Regions from separate parts of the Homo sapiens genome. Here region 1 is linked to region 2. Evidence: chromatin contacts called from ENCODE Hi-C data. All regions are on one chromosome and are shown on one strand. Each heading gives the region's core, a stretch centred on a gene start or an enhancer-like site at or near the end of the contact. The rest is flanking DNA. Distances are from core to core; before and after follow the strand shown. Region 1 has its middle 360 kb from the start of MIR4422. Region 2 has its middle 200 kb from the start of MIR4422.

What was found. A loop is a pair of places that touch in the nucleus more often than their neighbours do. Pooled maps may share reads with other maps.
Region 1: a loop to region 2 is called in a map of PC-9, with 13 times the contacts of the local background. The contact joins two enhancer-like sites. A Hi-C loop is called at or near these places in 3 of 168 maps with a recorded cell type or tissue (PC-9, aorta and ascending aorta) and 5 of 50 pooled maps.

What each region holds. Positions count from the first base shown.
Region 1 is chr1:55,578,962-55,586,315 of GRCh38, forward strand. No RefSeq gene overlaps it. Among named protein-coding and RNA genes, the nearest start is that of MIR4422, 360 kb to the left of the region's middle. Within about 2 kb of position 2,075, at least 8 of the 41 ENCODE cell types and tissues checked have a DNase peak (open chromatin) inside an H3K27ac peak, as active enhancers do.
Region 2 is chr1:55,425,442-55,432,694 of GRCh38, forward strand. No RefSeq gene overlaps it. Among named protein-coding and RNA genes, the nearest start is that of MIR4422, 200 kb to the left of the region's middle. RefSeq lists an enhancer at 3,251-4,450. Within about 2 kb of position 3,755, at least 13 of the 41 ENCODE cell types and tissues checked have a DNase peak (open chromatin) inside an H3K27ac peak, as active enhancers do.

The DNA of each region.
Region 1 (7,354 bases), core at 825-3,324, 150 kb after region 2:
AGCATCACTTCTGCCATATTCTGTTGGTCACACAGGCAACCCTGGTACTGCATGGCAGGGGACTCCACAAACTGTGGATACCAGGAGGTGGGGATTGTGGTGGCTGTCTTGGGGGGTGGCTACCATGGCCACCCAGAAAGTGAATGGCAGTACTAGCTGATCGCCTGTTTGTGCCCTGGACAGTAGGCCTGCCAGTCACTGATGTGTGGGAATGAAAAGATGCAATGCCTGGCAATGTGCCCAATAGGTATTTGATGAAGAAATAAAAGATTGGTTTTTCTAAAATAGTTCTGATTGGTTTTTTTGCTACTAAAACCATCAGCATTGTCTGATGGATTAAGTACAAATTTCTGACCCAGACATTTATAATCTTTCTGAATGTGGCCCTAGTCTCCAATTTCAGTTTCCAAACTCAAGTCTATGCTCATGTCACAGTTTCTGCCTGGGCTGCCCTTAAAGTTTTGAAATACAGCTCCTCTTCAAGGTCAAGCTAACTAACCCCACCTTCTTTGGTGTCCACGTCTCCTGTCTCCTTGCCCTTAGTAGCAGCCTCCCTGGTTCCTGATGGTGGTGCGCTTGCTCACTCAGGCATTCTATTGACCTTTGAAGTTGGTGCTCAACAACTTTGGCCAGAAAGGAAGTTTTCTGCAGAGACTGGCAATGTGTTTCTGACTATGTCTTACATATGTTTTTTTCCAATATAGCTTTTCTTGTACCTCCAGAGGACAGGCACATTTTTAATTTAAACACACCCCTAAAGGACTTGGCATACAGAAGTGACTGCCCATCTCTTGCAGGAAGTTCAGTCTCAAATTCCTTTCCTCCTACCATTTCATGAGTGACATGCCAGGCGGAATTTATTCAGATGAGGTCTTCCTACACTGGTAGAATGAATATTTTTGATTCCCTAAGTGAATTATTCATATAAACTTCAGAGTTGGAAAGTTTCTATACAGAGTCAGTGGGGAAGTATTTGTCTAAGATATCTACCCTACCTAGCCATTAATAAAATGTCCTACATTTAGATGCCACATATTTTATAGGAGTCACATATTTTATAACATCAAGATAGAAGCAAATAGATCCTTATAACAGAAAAGTTTTACAAGTTTTAAAATCAGAAAGTTCTAGATATCGAATTCCAACTGCAATACTTTCTAGCTGACCACTTTTGGTCAAACCACTCATTGCCATTTCACCAAAGATAAAACTGAGGTTTGGAGAAAGATGACTGTCAGCATATAACCTACATATAGTAGGAACACAATATTAATGTATATAAATGCATATATGTAACTTGATTGCCTCTGGGCTTCAGTTTCCTCTTTTATAAAATAGGAATTATAAAACGGGAATTAGATGTGGCATATATTACATATATGTACCACTTTAAAAGCTAAGCCTCAGTGTCTTAATCTGTACAATGGGGATTATTATCTCTACTCTCTCCATCTCATTTGATCCCCACAGTTGTGTGAGGTAAAGCAAGTGAAGCTTCTTTGTGGGGCACTTTCCTTTGTGATAATGCCCTTCATTAGTAGCCTGTAATCATGGTGTAGGGAAAGAGCACAGGCTCTGTGTTCTGGAAGTCCTGGATTCAAATCCTAGCTATTGAGCTTACTAATCATAGGGGAAATTAGCTAATTCCGGAATGTCTTTGATCCTTGGTTTCCTCCTCTGTAAATGGAATCCTGTCTGGAAGAGTACCCGGAACATGGCAGCACCTTTTCATTCACCGCTTTGTGCCACTTAGGTGTTGGTGTTTTTCCCGGTAATTGAGAGAATGGATGAGACGTATGAGTGAGTTTTCCCTATGGGACAGCATAGCAGTTTCTCATCCTACAGTTTCCAATTCGTGAATGGCTTTACTTTAACAAAATGACAGATAATGAGAGGGAAAGTAGTGTTTGAATGCTTAGACGCCTGTTCTCTCCAATGTCGCAATGTTGTCAAGAACTATCTTTATTCCCTGATTGTCCTGGAGAAGAGAAACATAAAAGCCTTATTCATAGTTTTAATTCTCATTCCAGAGAGGAACAGTGGGTTCTTTCTCCAGTTGTTCTGTCCTTACTGGGGAGGAGCCCAGGGACATATTTCACAGCTAAGTCAACTGCTTTTCTTCAAATTCAGATTTAATCCTTGAGTGAAATGAGTCACTGGCTCATCCAGTTAAGATCATCACCCACTTTCCTAACAAAACTTCTCTTCAAAGAAGGACTCGCTCATCCATCAGGTATTTATTTAGCACTCACTACATAGTAGATACTGTTTTGGCAGCTTGGAGCAACAGAGCAGGAAATAAGAGAGGCAACTAGAGCAGTGTTGTATGGTGGAAAGAACTCTAGTTCTGGTGCTGAGAAACTTGGCTTCACCTCCTGGTCTCGGAACTTACTTTCTGTGCAGCTCTTTGAATCTGGGGTATAACAGATGCCTGTTTCACAGGATTGTTTTTATTTATTTGTTTATTTATTTAATTTTTTTGAGATCAAGTCTCGCTTTGTCATCCAGCCTCCTGAGTAGCTGGGATTACAAGCATGCGCCAACATGCCACTAATGCCCAGCTAATTTTTGTATTTTTAGTAGAGATAGGGTTTCACCATATTGGCCAGGCTGGTCTCGAACTCTAGACCTCAAGTGATCCACCTGCCTTGGCCTCCCAAAGTGCTGGGATTACAGGCATGAGCCACTGCGCTTGGCCCCATAGGACTGTTTTGAGGCATGTGGTATTCTGGCTAGACATCTGAGGTTCAGACGGACTTCGGATACAATCCCAGCTATGCCACTTAAGATCATGTGGCCTTGGGCAAATCACTTCACTTCTTTGAACCTCAGTTTCTTCATCTACAAAACAGAAATAATAAGGCATCTCTTGGAAGACTGTTGGGATGGTTCAGAGCTAAGAGCAGCAAATGAAAGAGTTTTGTGAAATTCAAGGCAGGGAGAAGATTTTTCCAGGCCAAACTGAAATTCCTTCTGATGTTTCTAGCTTTTCCTGAGGTTCTTTCACACATTTCTTAATTAGACCTGCCTGAAGCAGGCTGCAAGAAGACTAGAATCTTTGTCTTTGTTTCTTCCATTACTCTTTGAAACAGATCCTTGGTGGCTAAAACCCAGAGTGAAAACAAAGTAACTTATCAAGGTAACTTTTCAGCCTGCTTGCCCTTGTCACGGGTCTACCCTGGACAAGGGTGGGCCCTTCTGGCTTTGCTCTGCATGTGAAGTCCTGTGCTTTTATGACCCAGGAGATCACTGTCCCTCCTCTCCAGCTCTTGCTATCAGGTCATTTCAGCAAATGTCTCTCAGGGGCGTTCCCTCTAGATGGGGCCAGAGTTTCCCTTCTTTGGCTCATCCTGCATATGCAAATACATCTACTGAATCCTGGCATTCTAAACTGTGGGTAGTCTGGGCCCAATAGCCTTTTAGGGCAGGGCACTGTGAGTCAATAATGGAAAGTTAGAGTCGCTGGTGTCCTGGATCTAAGTGTCTCCATCCCTCCACCCATTAGAGAGGGCGGAGGCCTCTCTAAGGCTCTGCAAAAATTTTCCATATGGCAGGATATAGAAGCACACTCCAATGGAGCCCAAACCTGCTCTGGAGTTGGCCTGATGGCAGAACTAAGGGCTCGGTGATCCTTCTAGGGCTCTCTTGGCTAGAATTGATACACATGGACCTTTTTTGAGGGGCAATGGAAGGAGGAAGGAATCAATGCATGGCTGAGAGCCGAACAGAGGGTCAAGGATGTTAGGGAGGGTGAAGGGATTGTGTGGCATCTGTGTCCCTGCTGTCTGGAAAGCTGGGACATGATGGGTAGATGGTGGATATTCATAAGGCATGGAAGTGAGAATTGATTCACTGGTGCAAAAGCAGGGGCATTTTTCACCATTAATTTCCAGTTATCACGAGCTTTTATAGCACTGATTTTACAGGGCCACACTGTCAGTTTTTCAAGTCTGATGCCTACTTGGGAGATTATTCCAAGCTTTTCTCTCTGAAAGCCTCAGTTTCCTCATTTGTAAAATGGGAATGACAATAATTCTTGCCTCAGATCCTGGGTGCAGAAGTCAAGTTGGATGTCAACATATGAAACTCTTCAGAAACTCTAAACCCTGGGCAGTTATTGGAAATCTAGAAGGAATGAAACTAGCTTGTGAAAAGCCTAAGGGAAAAAGGGAAAGGGGCAGTTATACCTGTGTCAGATAGGCTCATGAATGGAAAACTTGGCTGCAAGTGGACCTCTTTGTTCAAAACAGAACATTCCTACTTATTAGCTGATTCTTGAAGTGGTCACTTCCACAGGCGTCCACTGTGGTTCTGGTCAGTGGAGGCCTCAGCATGCGAACATTCGCCAGGATGGCAGATTTTGAGCCTGTTGGTGACACCTGGGTCATCACAAACTTAGCGAAACTCTTTCTTCCCATGAAGGGAGATTGATTCCAGAATCTAAGTTTGGGCCAGCAGGTTATTTGAAACTAGCTCTGGGTGTCTTAGAAATACATGGGGAGGAAGAACAAAACGTTTGTCTTCTTTGAGCTTTTGATGGGAAGGCCTTTGAGCCTCTTCCTTTTCTTTTCCTTCCCTGCACCCCCAGGCTCCTTTAGAAAAAAAGGTTTATTGTGAGCTCATAGAATCATAAAATTTTGGACCTGGTTCCTGGTGGGAGGACCTTGGGTTCATTGAATCCAATCCTTCCATGGTACAGCAAAGGAAATGTGGGTCCAGAGTAGGAAGGATGTGTACCTGAGGTAGCACAGCCTTGTCATGTTGGGAGACAACTCGTTTCCTGCTTCTTAGTGAAGATCCTTCAGTCAACTAAGAAGTGGGTCCAAACTCTCCTCTCACCCTTAGGATAACTCTCCAGGCATATAGGATTTCTTGGACCTTCATATTGAGTTTCTTAGGGAGACAGAGCAGTGAGCCATCTGAGGCTTTGTGTTCTCTGCTGCTCCCGTTGTCTGAGTCCTGTGGCCGCTGAGCCCTGCTGCCACTCTTCCCGTCCCAGACTCAGTTACTGCCACCAGGGCTTGGACTGAGGTGAAGCAAGAAAGGAAGCCATCTGCCTGGGCAATTACAGGAACTTGAGAAGAAGGCTTCCTTAAATTTTCACCCTAGGCCCTTCACTTGCCTCACCCTGATGCCAGCCTTGACCTCTTCTGGCATTCCGCAAACGTGTCATGCCCTCTCCCACCTCAGGACTTTTGTGTTTGCTGCTTCTTTTTGGCCTGGAACATTCCATCCCTGAGAGCTGTGTGGCACCCTCACTGCCTTCTGTCTGGGCTCTAAGATCACCTTGGAGGGAACTTCCCTGAGGTGGGGTGGCTGTGTCTTCTGTTTATCCCTCACCCAGTTTTATTTTTCACCCCAGCACTCAACAACTCCTGACACGTTTGTTTACTTCTTGCCTTGACCCTCCATGTGGTATGAATGACGGCCCCTGAAAGTGGCAGAGTGGGGGCAACCCTCAATACATATTGGTTGACTAAAGGATGGAAAGGCTGAGCAGGGGTCACCTGTCTTGCCTCCTCCTTCAAGATGTGACTTTCCATTCCATGGAGTCACTCTGGCTAATTCTTTGGTTTCATTGTCTCCTTAAAAATCTCTCCAAAATATTCAGGCTGAAAGTGCTTTGATGTACCAAGTTTATAGTACACACTCAGACCTTTTTTTAAAAAAATTCACTTTCATCTAACTTTTTGTATTAAAAAATCCTATAATCCCATAACCCACCACCTAGAGGCAGCGTGTTCATTGAGGTTGTTTGCTGTACTTCACATGTGTTTATTAAGACTGCAGTGAAATGGCTGTAAGTGGTAGCTGCTTGTCTGGCAGAGGAAGAGCATCCCTCTGGCCCCATCAGGGATGCTCTGGCACAACAGGTAGGATCTTCATCATTGCCCTCCCCATTCAAAGCCACCATGGCCCCCTTTGCCTGAAGACTGAGGTCTCAGCTCCTCCTCCACAGGGCTCTTGAAGTTCTGCCACACTGGGCTCAACCCCTTCCCAGTGCTCCCTCCCTTTTGCACCCTTAGAAACCTTTGCTCCAGCCAGACTTGTCTCCTCATTATCCTTCCAATATCTGCGTCTGCAGCTTTCTCCCTTAGAAACCTCATTATTTCCACAGCTTCAATTCCCCCACCCCCACCCCATTCTTTGTTTCCAGACCTCAGCTACAGCTCAAATTTCAAATTGCCTGTTGGCATCTCTTTCTGTGAGCCCTGCCAGCAACTCAAACTCAGCATGGCCAGAGCCTGCCTTTATTTTCTCTCCCCAAATTGTCCTCCTCTTTCCTCCCCACATTTCTATTAGGAGTCCCATCATTCTCACTGACACCCAAGTTGGAAATTTCAGAGTCTGATTAGCTTTTCTTTTTCTTTTGCCACCACATCTAGTGAGTCACCACATTCTATCAGTTCATCCTAATGATAGCTGTGGGTATGTTATTAGTCCATTTTCATACTGCTATTAAGAAATACCTGAGACTGGGTAATTTATAAGGAAAAATAAGTTTAATCGACTCAGAGTTCCACATGGCTGGGGAGGCCTGACAATCATGGTGGAAGGTGAAGGAGGAGCAAATGTACGTCTTACATGGTGGCAGGCAAGAGAACATGCATAGTGGAACTGCCCTTTATAAAATCATCAGATCTCTTGAGACTTAATCATTATCACAAGAACAGCAAGGGCAAAACCTGTCCCCGTGTTTCAATTACCTCCCACTGGGCCTCTCTCACAACATGTGGGGATTATGGGAGCTACAGTTCAAGATGAGATTTGGGTGAGAACACAGCCAAACTATATCAGGTATATTGACTAATCACAGACCCACTATGTGTCAAGTAGCATAGTAAGTCCTCACCTAATGTCATCCATAGTTTCTTTTTTTTTCTCTCTCTTTTTTTATTATAAGTTCTAGGGTACATGTGTAGAACGTGCAGTTTTGTTACATAGGTATGCACGTGCCATGGTGGTTTGCTGCACCCATCAACCTGTCACCTACATTAGGTATTTCTCCTAATGTTAACCCTCCCCTAGCCTCTCCACTCCCAAACAGGCCCTGGTGTGTGATGTTCCCTTCCCTATGTCCATGTGTTCTCATTGTTCAGATCCCACTTATAAGAGAACATGTGGTGTTTGGTTTTCTGTTCTTGTGATAGTTTGCTGAGAATGATGGTTTCCAGCTTCATCCATGTCCCTACAAAGGACATGAACTCATCCTTTTTGTGGCTGCATAGGATTCCATGTGACTGTGAAACAAAGTATAAAAACCAATTATTTTTCTTATCAAGATTATAAGGAAAGAAAGGTGAATGTGAGACATTATTCAAGGACCTGCTGTTTTGCTTCAAGTCACAGTTCC
Region 2 (7,253 bases), core at 2,505-5,004:
GTGGCTATGCAGTTGCTGGATATCCAGTTGGCTGTCAAGGTGTCTAATAGGCAAGGATCACAAACTTCTGGAGCTCCTGCCACATGGGGCAGGCTTTTCTGCTTTGCCTGGATGGGCCCCAGAAGGCTTTTCAACAGGTTTTGTAATCAGCAGGGTGAACTGCCCTTGGAGAAAACTCTAGTGCCAATCTTGCTCTGGAATAAATCCTAGAGGTTGGATGCACTGATTGTTGGGGGAGACAGAAATGCGAACAGCGAGTGCGCTGGGTGTGGGCTGCTCTCCACCTAGGGCCTCAGAGAACTCGCCCCTCCCTCCATCCCTGTCTCTGGCCTCCCGTCCTCAAAAGCCTTCCCTCCCTCCCCTCCCTACCCCTCCCTTCCCCAACCGCACTCTGTCCCCCATCTCCCGCATGCTTTTCCTTCTTAGTATTTACCCCAATTCATGGATTTCCCATGTTACCCCAGTTGTTTTCTTCCATGATTAGAATGTCAGTTCCATGGGAAGGGGGTTTAATCTGTGGAATCCCAGGCACATTTGTAAAAATGGGGAAATCAAAACCCATTTCCCAGTGTTGTTGGAAGGATTAAATGAGGTAACATTTGGAAAACATATAGTTCCTGACATGTAGTAGATACTTAATAAATGTTCATTTATTTTCCTTTCCCTTTCCCTCAGAGACTATTCTGTACTTTGGACAGGTTTTTGATTAAATATTTGTGCAATGAATGAATAGGTGTGCTTCAGTCTCCTTATCCGTAAAATGGGCTAACAATACTATCTAGCTTATGGTTATGGTAAAGATCAACTAAGATAAACAGTAGGAAGCTCTTAGCACAGGACACCATTCCTGGTCTTATGTGCATGTTACATGTGCTTACCTGTGCTTGCATGCATGTTACATGAGCTTACCTGTGCTTGCATGCATGTTACATGTGCTTACCCGTACTTACATGCATGGTAAGTACTCAGTAAAGGTGAGCAAAGGTGCCGATGATACTGCCGATGATATTGAGATAGGGAAGCTCTGGACACTGGGGCAGGAAGCTGTTAAACTGCTTGAAAGGAAAAAGGAAGTCAGAAAAATCTTGACTATGACCCACATCTTCCTCGTCCCCAGGGTCCAACACAAGGCTTAAAACACCACAGGTAAATGAATACAGAAATGTATGAATGAATCTTATTCAGGAGCACAATGTAATTCACACACAGGGCTTCTGCCCTATCAGCTCCTGGGCAGATGCTGGGTTATAAAATTTTAATAGTTTCTATAGCTGAGTGGGTACTGACTAGCTCCTAGAACCGGCTGTTCTACACTTTCCCCTTCTCCCCAGACAGAGTACTGCTGTCCACTCAGCTACAGATGCAGAAATGTAAACAAAGAAGCTTAGCTGGCCTAAAGTAGGGATTGCTGGAACCAGGGAGATATACATGTCCTTGGCTGACATTTCGATCTGAGGCAGTGGTTAGGGCTCCAGGAACACACACCTGAGTCTCTGGTATTGAGCTGTCTGAAATTAAGAGAGGAGCAGTTGGAAAGAGCCATGGTCCACAAGACAGGAAAACAGATTATCACAATACAGTCTGATAGGGTTGGAGACAATGTGAGAGCACGGGGTGGGAATGGCTTATCCTACTATCATTAGCACTGTGTCTGCAGGGTTGAGAAATAAGGGCTTGTTCGTCCTTCCCTAAAGGGAGCTCTCAGCCTCAAACTTGAAGTTGGGTTCTGGGTCTGTAGGCTGTTTGGGAAGAGGCACTGCACTTCTGCTTTGTGGTTCCTGCAACATCTTCCATGGGATCATGCAGGCTCCGGATAGGCATCCTCTTCCCTTTCTAGGTGCATCCCTTGCTGCTCCCATTCTATGCCTCATATGTCAGCTAACCAGGCAGTTCCCTGTATCCCAGGCAAGAGTCCACCTACCCACCTCCTCCTCTTGTACTGCTTAATGGAAAGAACATGGGCTTTGGAAACAGAGACCCGTTTCTAAGCCCCTCCAGGATTCATCTCTAAAACTGGGGGTACGGGGGAGGGCTATCTATCAGGGGTGTTGTAAACATTAGCAATGCTGTGCCTAGATCACCTAAACTTAGCATTCAATAACTCTTAGTAATTATTATGGTTTTAAGTACAATACAAATTTTTATTTAAAACTAAATTCTTTAGTATCATAAGCATAGCATTCGAGTTAAAAAACAAACTGCAATCTCAGTCTGCAAACAAGTCCAGAAAAGATTTATTTAAAAAGTCTGAAATTCAGCATTCCACCTCTGTAGTGGTTGGGCACCATATTTTGTACCAAGCACAGCTCATAAATATTCTATCACGGAGGTTGACACACAGGAATGCACCGCAAGATACAAATGCTGCAGTTTGTTCTTCTAGAAGTCTCTTTTAAATGCCTTGCCTGTTGTGCAGAGGGCTCAGGAGTGTCCTGGACTCACAGTCTCAAAGCTCCAGAGATGAACGTGTGGGTTTGTTTGGCTCTCTCCCCTTTCAGCCCTTGCAAATGGAGGCATGAACTAGAAGCAGCACTGTCTTTGTGCCCCCAAGAAAGCCCCACCCTGATTTTCACTAATCAATCACTGAGGCTGTTGATCTTTAGCACTGCTTTCTTTAATGTGTTTGTTATCTGTGAGGCTGGATGGGGCATTAGAATTTTCATCCTTCTGTTAGACGTCATATCTGCCCCGTTTATCCCATTATCATGGGATATTAATTACTTGAAAGATTGTGTTTCTTCTATTTCCTGGCCCACTGGGGTCTTTAGGGTTGGGGACACTGGGGAGCCCATGGATGCTAGCTGCTAGGCTGCTGTGGCTGTGCCGGCCATGGGACAGCATGGGGCAGCAAGTGTGGACAGTGATGCAGGGCCCTCCCTTTCTTTGTGCTGTACTGAAGCAATGGCTGTTGAGAATCTGCAGCTGGGAGGATTTCACTGACAGTTGCTGGGACAAACATTTATTGACCTCCTTCAGGAAGGTCAATTCCTGGCACAGGCTCCCCTTCTTCTACGCCTTTTACCCATGCTATCTCTTCAGCCTTGGAATATCCATCTCCTTTTCTGTGCTTATTAAAATCCTACTTATCGTTTAAAATCCAAGTCGGATGCTGTCACCTCCTTGTAGATGGAGGGTCCCTCCTTGTGCTCCTTTGGGCACCATATGCTTCTTGAGTGTGGAAGCACCCATATTGTATGCAGCTTCAAAATAAGGGTCTAGTCTGTGCCTGAGCTGTAGAGACTTCTTTGTCTGGAGTCTTCCCCTTCTACCAAATCCCCTTCCACTGGGTTTTTTTTTAGTCTTTAGCTCTAAACTGAGCAATGATTTAATCCAGGAGGCCTTTCTTGATGCCAGACAAATGAGACCACTCTCCTCTGTGCTACCTCATCAGAGCACTTCTCATCATTTTCACCAATTGTCTGTTCAATTGTCTTTCCTCCCTGCTGGAAAGTCAGCTATGGGGAAGACAGAAAGCCTGCTTGTTTTGTTTACTGCTGTATTCTTAGTACCTAATCTCCCTCCAGGCCTGTAGTAAGTGCTCAGTAAATACTGAATGAATGAATGAATGAATGAGAGCATCTGGATTCAGGTCTCAGTGCTGCCCCTTATTATCTGTGTGACCTCAGAAAAGTCAATCTCCTAGATCCCTCCCAGCTCTGACATTCTGCTATTAATATTTTGCTACCTCTTTTACCCGGTATCTACAGCTCATGTCCTGGCCCACCCAGCATGAGTCATGCCTCAAGAACCTCAGGCACTCGCTCACTCCAAGGATTTTCCATTCTTTGGAGAACCTTTCACTCTTCAAATATTGTCTTTCTGATGTGGTCCTTGGCAGCGTCATAGATCTCTCCAGCTCACGCAGGTCGGGTCCCTTGATGGGATCAGGCTAGGTCAGCGTAGATGCCTTATCTACTCACTCTGTTCCTGGAAGTCTGGGCTTTGTGCATTCCCATAAAGGGCCCCAGAAGAGGGTGGGATCTGAGCCCGTGATGGACCATGCTGTATGTTGGTGCAGCCCAAGGGGAGGGAAAGCTGTGACTCAGTGTTTGTAAAATGTTAGCTTGTGGAGTGAGTAAGACCAGACCAAGGCTGACTGTTTTGGGAAGTGGTGAGTTGGGTTAATTGAAATTGGAGCCCAAAAGCCAAGGTCAATTCCTGCCATGGTGGCTCTCACTTCCTAGCTGTGCCCTATTACCATGTAATTTAATCTCTCCAAACCCCAGTTTCTTTATCTGTGAAATGGCTACATTAACACCCAGCCTACTCACCCCCTAGCAAGATTTAGAAGTGCTGGAGGGCACATATTTTCATATGGGTGCATATTGAATACATACTATATGACACAAACTTCATATCTGTTATTTAATCGAATTCTCAGAACAGCCCTGCATGGTTGACAGTTCAGATAAGATTCTGGCCTCAGCTCTGGGTTTCAATACAGCAATGTTTCCCCAGTTGTGTGTTGGATCACACCTTTCCGCTGGGCACGCTCTTTCCCACCCGAGGTTAGGAAATATAGGTTTTTGTGGTCAAACATGTTTGTTTAATCCTACATTGGGACCCACTGGTGTACAGTAATTAGGATTTAAAGGGAAAAGATCTAGCCACCCCAGAACTCTCAGTCTTATGCTCAGCAGCCTGGAGTTGGGCTCCCCAGTGTTTCAGTTGTTAGGCAGGGCAGCCATCCCCTGCAGACAGGGCTCCGTCTGTGATGCCTGGGAAGGGGCATCACCAGTTGGGGTCTTTGACTCAACTTCAGTGTCATGAAGGATTTCTGCATTTACATTTTGTTTTGAAATTGTGCGGGAGGCGGGTGGGATCTGGCAAGATGGCCGAATAAGAACAGTTCCGGTCTGCAGCTCCCAGTGAGAACAACATAGAAGGCAGGAAATGTCTGCATTTCCAAGTGAGGTACCCAGCTCATCTCACTGTGACTGGTTAGACAGTGGGTGCAGCCCATGGAGGGCGAGCCAAAGCAGGGTGGGGCATCGCCTCACATGGGAAGTGCAAGGGGTCAGGGAATTCCCTCCCCTAGCCAAGGGAAGCTGTGAGGGACTGTGCCATGAGAGATGGTGCTATCCGGCCCAGATACTACACTTTTCCCACAGTTTTTGCAACCCACAGACCAGGAGATTCCCTCGGGTGCCTACACCACCAGGGCCCTGGGTTTCAAGCACAAAACTGGGCAGCCAATTGGGCAGACACTGAGCTAGCCGCAGGAGATTTTTTTTTCATAGCCCAGTGGCACCTGGAATCCCAGCGAGACAGAACCGTTCACTCCCTTGGAAAGGGGGCTGAAGCCAGGGAACCAAGCGGTCATGCTCAGGGGGTTCCACCCCCATGGAGCCCAGCAAGCTAAGATCCACTGGCTTGAAATTCTCACTGCCAGCACGGCAGTCTGAAGTTGACCTGTGACACTAGAGCTTGGTGGGGGTAGAGGCGTCTGCCATCACTGAGGCTTGAGTAGTCAGTTTTCCCCTCACAGTGTAAACAAAGACACTGGGAAGTTTGGACTGGGTGGAGCCCACTGCAGTACTGCCAAACTGCTGTAGCCAGACTGCCTCTCTAGATTCCTCCTCTCTGGGCAGGGCATCTCTGAAAGAAAGGCAGCAGCCCTAGTCAGAGACTTATAGATAAAACTCCCATCTCCCTGGGACAGAGCACCTAGGGGAAGGGGTGGCTGTGGGCGCAGCCTTAGCAGGCTTCATCGTTCCTGCCTGTTGGCTCTGAAGAGAGCAGCAGATCTCCCAGCACAGTGCTTGAACTCTGCTAAGGGACAGACTTCCCCCTCAAGTGGGTCCCTGACCCCTGTGCCTCCTGACTGGGAGACACCTCCCAGCAGGGATTGACAGACACCTCATACAGGAGAGCTCTGGCTGGCATCTGGTGGGTGCCCCTCTGGGACGAAGCTTCCAGAGGAAGGAGCAGGCAGCAATATTTGCTGTTCTGCAGCCTCCACTGGTGATACCCAGGCAAACAGGGACTGGAGTAGACCTCCAGCAAACTCCAACAGACCTGCCGAAGAGGGGCCTGACTGTTAGAAGGAAAACTAACAAACAGAAAGCAATAACATCAACATCAACAAAAAGGACGCCCATGCAAAAATCTCATCCAAAGGTCATCAACATCAAAGATCAAAGTTAGGTAAATCCATGAAGATGAGGGAAAACCAGTGCAAAAATGCTGAAAATTCCAAAAACCAGAACACCTCTTCTCCTGCAAAGGAGCACAACTCCTCACCAGCAAGGCAACAAAATTAGATGGAGAATGAGTTTGACAAATTGACAGAAGTAGGCTTCAGGATGTGGGTAATAATAAACTCCTCTGAGCTAAAGGAGCATGTTCTAACCCAATGCAAGGAAGCTAAGAACCTTAATAAAAGGTTATAGGAACTGCTAACTAGAATAACCAGTTTAGAGAAGAACATAAATGATGTGATGGGGCTGAGAAACACAGCACGAGAACTTTGTGAAGCATACACAAGTATCAATAGCCGAATCAATCAAGTGGAAGATAGGATATCAGAGATTGAAGATCAACTTAATGAAATAAAGCATGAAGACAATATTAGAGAAAAAAGAATGAAAAGGAATGAACAAATCCTCCAAGAAATATGGGACTATGTGAAAAGATCAAACCTACGATTGACTGGTGTACCTGAAAGTGATGGGGAGAATGGAACCAAGTTGGAAAACACACCTCAGGATATTATCCAGGAGAACTTCCCCAACCTAGCAAGACAGGTCAACATTCAAATTCAGGAAATACAGAGAACACCACTAAGATACTCCTTGAGAAGAGTAACCTCAAGATACATAATCATCAGATTCACCAAGGCTGAAATGAAGGAAAAAATGTTAAGGGAAGCCAGAGAGTAAGGTCAGGTCACCCACAAAGGGAAGCCCATCAGACTAACAGCAAATCTCTCTGCAGAAGCCCTATAAGCCAGAAGACAGTGGGGGCCAATATTCAACATTCTTGAAGGGAACAATTTTCAACCCAGAATTTCATATCCAGCCAATCTAAGCTTCATAAGTGAACGGGAAATAAAATCCCTCAGCATTTGCTTGTCTGTAAAGGATTATGTCACCACCAGGCCTGCCTTACAAGAGCTCCTGAAGGAAGCACTAAATATGGAAAGGAAAAACCGGTACCAGCCACTGCAAAAACATACCAAAATATAAAGACCAACGAACCTATGAAGAAACTGCATCAACTAATGTGCAAAATAACCAGCTGGCATCATGAAG